2 separate regions of the Homo sapiens genome follow, and region 1 is linked to region 2. Evidence: chromatin contacts called from ENCODE Hi-C or POLR2A ChIA-PET data. All regions are on one chromosome and are shown on one strand. The core of a region is the stretch at or near the end of the contact, and the rest is flanking DNA. Distances in the headings are between cores, read along the strand shown.

Region 1 (3,338 bases), core at 150-2,649, 410 kb before region 2:
CACAAACCTAGATTGCCTTAGTTACATCTCCTCCCCATATAAAAATGCTTTCAACTAAGTGAAAGATTTTACTGAAGGCCAATGCAAAAAACTTGTCTTACCAAGTAAAGTTTATCATCAGCTGGAAAACTTACTTAAGTGATGGCAAATTACACTATTCAATGTTTATAATATTTAAAAATCTGCATAATAAGGATATGAAAGAGTATGTCTCGCCAGGTGCGGTGGGTCACGCCTGTAATCCCAGCACCTTGAGAGGCTGAGGCGGGCGGATCACGAGGTCAAGAGATTGAGACCAGCCTGGCCAACATGGTGAAACCCCATCGCTACTAAAAATACAAAAATTAGCTGGACGTGGTGGCGTGTGCCTGTAGTCCCAGCTACTCGGGAGGCTGGGGCAGGAGAATCACTTGGACCCGGGAGGCGGAGGTTGCAGTGAGCCGAGAGATCGAGCCACTGCACTCCAGCCTGGGCAACAGAATGAAACTCTGCCTGGAAAAGAAAAAGGGGACCGGGGGGAAGAGTACATCTACTGACAGACCTGTCTCTTTTAAATCAATCAATAAAAGTTGCTAGGCAACCATATTTTCCTTTTTTGCATAGACTGCCAGGAATCTTTTATCTAAAATTTATGCCCTCAAACAATAGCTATCTACCTATGTCAAATAAAACATTTCCTGTGAGATGTTAGCTTTGCCCTGTATTTTAATGGACACATTATAGTAAAATCTTTTTCCTTTAGACCTTTTTTTTTTTGGAAGAAAGCAGAAAACAAATTTTGAAGTCAATAATGTTAGGTCATTTTTGTTGTTGTTTCTAATCACATTCAGACTAAACAACTGTAACACAATTTCTAGCAATTCTTCCTTCAGTTGCTCAGGTTGTCTCCCCTCGTGGCAATCCCTTGGCCTGCTTTTAAAACACAAAACAAATGCTAACCCTATCTTGGCAAGGAAAGTCAATGACTCATTCAAGCCAAAGAGTTAAGAGACTAAACAAAAAATAATTTTAGCGCAGCTCCTCAAAAGGCTCTTCTTTTCTCTCTCAGATGTACAACATAATTTTCTGACAATCTGACGCAACTATGGCAGCACATTCAAGCCATTAAAAATCTTTTTTCTGCAAAAACAAAACAAAAACAAAAAACTTCCACTTCATTTTTAAACATCTCATTTGTGTGCCTTCAGTTTCGCAACAGAAATTCATCCTTGACCTAAACTTCTAAATATTCCACAAACAATAATTAAGTCACTAGGACCCTGCTGTGAAAAGGGCATTTTCTGACAGATGGGCTACGAAGTCAGAGCACAAAAATAGATTCTATGCTTTTCCAGCCTTACAGAGCAAGGAGACGTGGGGCAAGGGTTTCCATAATCAACCTTCAGAACAACCCTAGAACTCTGGGTGCACGTAGTGTCTCAAAAGGACATGACTAAGTTGTCAATACTTTAGAGCGTGGGATAGTGTTACTCGCTGTTGTTGCAATGAAGTTTTTCAATCTCTATGATTCTTCTCCTACCAGCCTGGCTGCCCAGGCTAACTTCACCCTCTTCTCCTTCTAGGGAAAGGTCTTTTCCTCTGTTGAGTCCTGCAGACTTCCCTCTCTTTCCATCAAGGCTAATCCCATCCTCCCCTGTATTCCCATGACACTCACAATATGGCATCACAAATGGTTGTCTCATATGTCTGTCTCTGCTACTGAACCAAGCAGCTTGAGGTCAACGATCTCAGTTCATTCATCTTTGAATTGCAGGACCAATCACACTGCAGGTACATGGTACATGGCAGGTACTCTGCCAATTTGTGTGAATGAATGAATCGAGTTCAGCAACACTGAGGTCCCTCAGATTCTCTGACTCAAATCCAGTTATGAGGCCGGGCATGGTGGCTCACACCTATAGTCCCAGCTACTCAGGAGGCTGATGTAGGAGAATCGCTTGAACCCAGGAAGTGGAAGTTGCAGTGAGCCAAGATCATGCCATTGCACTCCAGCCCAGACGACAAAGCGAGACTGCATCTCAAAAAAAAAAAACCAAACAAAACAAAACAAACAAAAAAACCCAAATCCAGTTATGATGCAAATAAGGACATGAGGACTGAGGAAGTAATTTTCCCCAGTTATATCAAAAAAAAAAAAAAAAAAGAAGAAGAAAGAAAAAAGACAAAAATCCAGATTTTCTCATCCCCATTCCACTGCTTTTCTATCATGCCTCCTCTTTGCACATGCTGTTTCTCCTGTGGGGCCACTCCTTTTTGTGTCTTCTGCCACTACTTTTCCGACCTTCCTGAGGTTTCTTAGCCCCTCCCAAGTCCTTCACATCTCAGCCAAGGAACAAAAACAAGGAAACCAAACACCACAAAGAAGTGCCAGCTGTTCTACCGTGAGAGCAAGACAAACTGGGAACACAAATGCAATGCTGGCAGAATTTCTTTCTGGGATAGACTGAAATGTTCCTTGAATTGCGCAGACAATTACTTTCTACCACAGGTACAGATGTTTGAGAGGATTGTTCTTTTTTTTTTTTTTTTTTTTGAGACAGAGTCTTGCTCTGACGCAGGCTGGAGTGCAGTGGCACGATCTCAGCTCACTGCAACCTCTGCCTCCCTGGTTCAAGCGATTCTCCTGCCTCAGCCTCCCGAGTAGCTGGGACTACAGGCGCATGCCACCATGCCCAGCTAATTTTTGTATTTTTAGTAGAGACAGGGTTTCACCATGTTGGCCAGGATGGTCTCAATCTCTTGACCTCGTGATCAGCTCACATCAGCCTCCCAAAGTGCTGGGATGACAGGCGTGAGCCACCACGCCTGGCCGATTGTTCACATTTTATTTGGCCAGGGATCTTTAGAAAGTGTCTTTAAAAAAAAAAAAAAAAAAAAGCTGGGTGCGGTGGCTTAAGCCTGTAATCCCAGCACTTTGGGAGGCTGAGGCGGGCAGCTCACGAGGTCAGGAGATCAAGACCATCCTGGCTAGCACGGTGAAACACCGTCTCTACAAAAAAATACAAAAAAATTAGCTGGGTGTGGTGGCGGGCACCTGTAGTCCCAGCTACTCGGGAGGTTGAGGCAAGAGAATGGCGTGAACCTGGGAGGTGGAGCTTGCAGTGAGCTGAAATCGCACCACTGCACTCCAGCCTGGGCGACACAGCGAGACTCTGTCTCAAAAAAAAAAAAAAAAAAAAAGTCTTAAAAACATACAAGCACATTTGCAAATTTTATTCCACTTAATCCAGAAAAATGCTAGGCCCTGATTCCCAAATCACTTATAGATTCCAGAAAAAAATGATGACAATTTGATCTAATTTCTTAAAACATTTTAACCGTCTGTTGGTCTAAAACTA
Region 2 (3,497 bases), core at 102-2,601:
CTCCATAAAGTTCACTTAGTCTTCAAGGGTTCCTTACTTAGCTAGGTTAGTATTCCTGGCCTCTTTTTTTAGCAGTGAGAAAAAGGATACTCTCCCTGCCCCAGCTTTATTTTTAAACTCACAGCCATATCCTGGAGGTCTCTGCTGGCTATTTGGCGCGTGGGGGCGGAGGGGGGCCGGGGGAGGGGGGCGGGGCGGGGTCTGGAGGTCTGTGCTGGCTATCTGGCGTGTGTGTGTGTGTGTGTGTGTGTGTGTGTGGTTGGAGGTCTCTGCTGGCTATCTGGCGTGTGTGTGTGTGTGGTGTGGTGTGTGTAAGCAGTGAGGTTGTTTTAGGGCCAGTCCTTCCTCCGCCACTTTGCTGACTCAAAGACCCAGAGGCTTTCTTGGGGTGCAGGTACCATGATTCCTTGGGCCCTAAGGGAATTTTTGTTAGGCTAGAAGAGTGGGTGTACTCATGATGGGTGTACCCGAACATTCCTGGGCTCAACAAAACCGATTATCTTTATAACCGCGGCGCCTAGCACAGCGCCTGGTGCCCTAAACGTTGGCTGCGGGAACGTCCGAGACGCGGGTGCGGAGCCGGGGGCGGAATAACTGGTTGCGCGGCGCTTTGACCGTAGGCGCTGGAGCGCGTGCGTTGCGTGCGCGCGCGGAGGCGGCTGCGTCGGGGCGCGAGAAGGTGCAGTTCCCCGGCGGGCGGGCGGGCGGGCGGGCGAAGCTGGGCTCGGGGCCAAGCGAGGTCTAGCCGGAGCGACTGTGCCCCGCCTCCTGGGCGGAGCGGGCGGCTCCCCATGGTCAGAGCCTCGTGCCGGCTCGGCAGCGCCCGGACGCCGAGCCCAGCGCGTCGGCCCCCCGGCGTGCGGGCGTCTCAGAGCCGCGGAGGGGCCGCCGGGACCGTTTCAGCGTGGCGGCGCTGGTGCTGGCGTTGGCCCTGGAGGACGGCCCCGAGTGATGGCTGGCGCCTGCCTCCCGGGTGTCTCCCGGGTACAGATGGAGTCGTCCCGCGGCCGCCGGCGGCAAGGTCGGCAGCTGCGAGGCCAAGAGAGACCCCAGGACACACACAGCTGCCTCCCGGTGCGAGAAGAAGACCCCGGCTTGAGAGTGAGGTGTGCTGGGCGGAGTGGGGGAGGACCTCGAGGCGCCCCGGCAACCAACCGTGTTCTAACCAACTGGCAAGTGGGAAAAGTTGACATGACTAGAGAACAACGGAGCTTATCCACCCTCCTCTTTTTCACAGACTGGGGAACTCAGTCCACAGGGCAAGAGACTTTCTTCCCTAGGTTACACAGCTATTAAGTGGCAGAGCTGGGACTAGAAACCCAACCTGTTTAAGGCTTTTTAAGCCTACTGTCCTCACTGAAGTGAATATGAATAATAATACAAGTAATTATTATCGTATTGGATTTTGGAAAGTTGGATGGTGATATTCCTTTGGCATGCGAGACTATTAATATGACTCGTGCTGGAAAAAGTCACTCATGTTTTCTCTGGGCTTGGATTCCTCATTCCTTCATTCAATGAACATTTGCTCCGCAGTTACTTGTGCGAGGCACTCTCACCGGAGACTGAAGGTATAGAGCAAGCTTGTCCAACCCGTGGCTCACTAACCGCGTGCGGCCCAGGACAGCTTTGAATGCCGCCCAACACAAATTTGTAAATGTTCTTAAAACATTATGAGAGGTTTTTTTTTTGCGCTTTTTTTTTTTTTCTCATCAGCTATCATTAGAGTTAGTGTATTTTATGTGTGGCCCAAGACAGTTCTCCCAGTGTGGCTCAGGGAAGCCAAAAGATCGGACGCATGGTATAGAGAAAAACAAGAAGCATCCCTCCATAGCGTATGCCCCACAAGAGACAATTTCCCAGAGACCAGTAGCTGAGGCAGGTGTAGGAAGTGAATGGGCCATTAGATGGATGCCTGTGGAAGCTAAAGAAGGCGGATCGGAGGAAGACAATCCGACCTGGGGAGTGGAGGAGAGAGGGGGAGAAGGTGGCATCGACTTGGATTTTTTAAGATTGAGTCATTTGGGGCACTTGGAAATGGGCATTCTGGGTAGAAGGTTCAGTATTAACAAAAACAAAACAATACTCTTGAGTGGGAAGAATAATGGATAGTTTGATTTGCCTAGAATGTAGAGATTAATAAGGATGCCAGGATTCTAGGGCGGGGGACCAAGATGGGGAGTCAGTGGTGGGAAGCCCTGGAAGATTCCAAGCAAGGCATGACAGTGCTGTGGCAGCGGATAGTTAATTTGGCCAAGGAGTGGAACCCTCCTTTGTAGCGTGAGAGTGTTGGACCAAGGATCTTTGCAGCACTGAGAGTCTATGAATTAGCCAATCTGGGAATACAGGGCTTCATGGAAACATCACAGTGTAGGAGGATTATGGATGGAAAGTGCAGCTGGAATGGGAAAAGGTCGAAACCTAATTAGAAGCCTTGGGCCAGGGGTAGCCTGTGATCACCTGCGATTGTGTTTCAGACTTCCAGTAACATTCTTGGGAGTAGTTGTTAAAAAAGTGCTCTTCGTGTTTCTGTAACTTGGGTGGCCTCTTAGGCATGAGCAGACGTTCAGCCTGTCCCTATCGGCAGGGAACATTTATTTATTTTGATGCATCCCCAGGGACCAACAGAGAGCTATAAAGACAGCAGCCTGTTTTGCCAGTTGGCCAGTTGAAATGGGAAATTTCTTATACAAAGATTACAGACTTAACCTTCATGCCACTCTTTATTATAAACTGTTCATACAGTTCTTTGCAGATGGACTCAAAATGAAGCATTTTTTTACCTTAAAGATTGTAGTAGAGGATGTTATAAATGTGTCTTTAATTGGTTCTGTGTTTTCTCATACTTATGAAGCACTGCATTACACAATTTGTCTGAATGAAATTGGTAGATGTGGTCCATGTAAAACTTACCCAATCAGACAGGTTACAGATATTTGCCTAAAATCTGAGCCTGGGCACCTTAGAGATATTCTAACCTCACCCGGAAACTCCGCAACTGGAAAGGTGCAGGGATTCTGGAGCGAGGTTCCACTTCACATTATCTTCTGGTTCTGCATATGAATATTTAAAAACTTCCTGTGGTGTTATATGAAATATGTATTTGCATGCTTTTGCAGCTGCTCCATCTAATAGTATTTGAGAAGGGGAAAAAATGAAATGTTGCTTAGTAGAAATTCCTTTGGTTAATGATGTTAATCAATGGTATAAAAAAGGAGCATGAACTCTGGAATAAGAAGGGACACCTGAAATTGAATTCCAGTTGTGTCGCTTACTACCTGTGCGACTTTAGGTCTGGCACTTAACTCATCTGAGTCTCAGTTTCCTCATCTGTAAAATGGTCACCACAATAATCAGCTCGCAGTCTAACAGAACAACCTGTCACCACTAGAATCCCACTTGTTGGCCTTTTATAGCCACACCTACTTCCCTCCCACTGCCTCCTCCACTTCCTTAACTCATAGCAACCACTGTGTGTTCACTATCTTTTTAAATAA

What was found. A loop is a pair of places that touch in the nucleus more often than their neighbours do. ChIA-PET counts read pairs that join two places held with the same protein, here RNA polymerase II (POLR2A). Pooled maps may share reads with other maps.
Region 1: a map of ascending aorta shows a loop between it and region 2 (4-fold over the local background). The contact joins the enhancer-like site here to the promoter of MGC2889 in region 2. A Hi-C loop is called at or near these places in 3 of 168 maps with a recorded cell type or tissue (ascending aorta, cardiac septum and gastrocnemius medialis) and 1 of 50 pooled maps. POLR2A ChIA-PET finds 5 or more read pairs at or near these places in 1 of 52 experiments (OCI-LY7).

The regions. Positions count from the first base shown.
Region 1 is chr3:192,832,297-192,835,634 of GRCh38, forward strand. All of the region lies in intron 1 of MB21D2 (Mab-21 domain containing 2), which reads right to left. Among named protein-coding and RNA genes, the nearest start is that of MB21D2, 84 kb to the right of the region's middle. Within about 2 kb of position 1,400, at least 4 of the 41 ENCODE cell types and tissues checked have a DNase peak (open chromatin) inside an H3K27ac peak, as active enhancers do; they include ascending aorta, where a contact is called at or near this core.
Region 2 is chr3:193,240,428-193,243,924 of GRCh38, forward strand. It overlaps MGC2889 (a long non-coding RNA gene), which reads left to right and starts at 1,352. Exons shown (of 1, transcript NR_026877.1): 1 at 1,352-3,497. It overlaps PLAAT1 (phospholipase A and acyltransferase 1), which reads left to right and starts at 795. Exons shown (of 4, transcript NM_020386.5): 1 at 795-1,106. It overlaps LOC105374280 (a long non-coding RNA gene), which reads right to left and starts at 596. Exons shown (of 3, transcript XR_924833.3): 1 at 468-596. RefSeq lists a silencer at 697-946.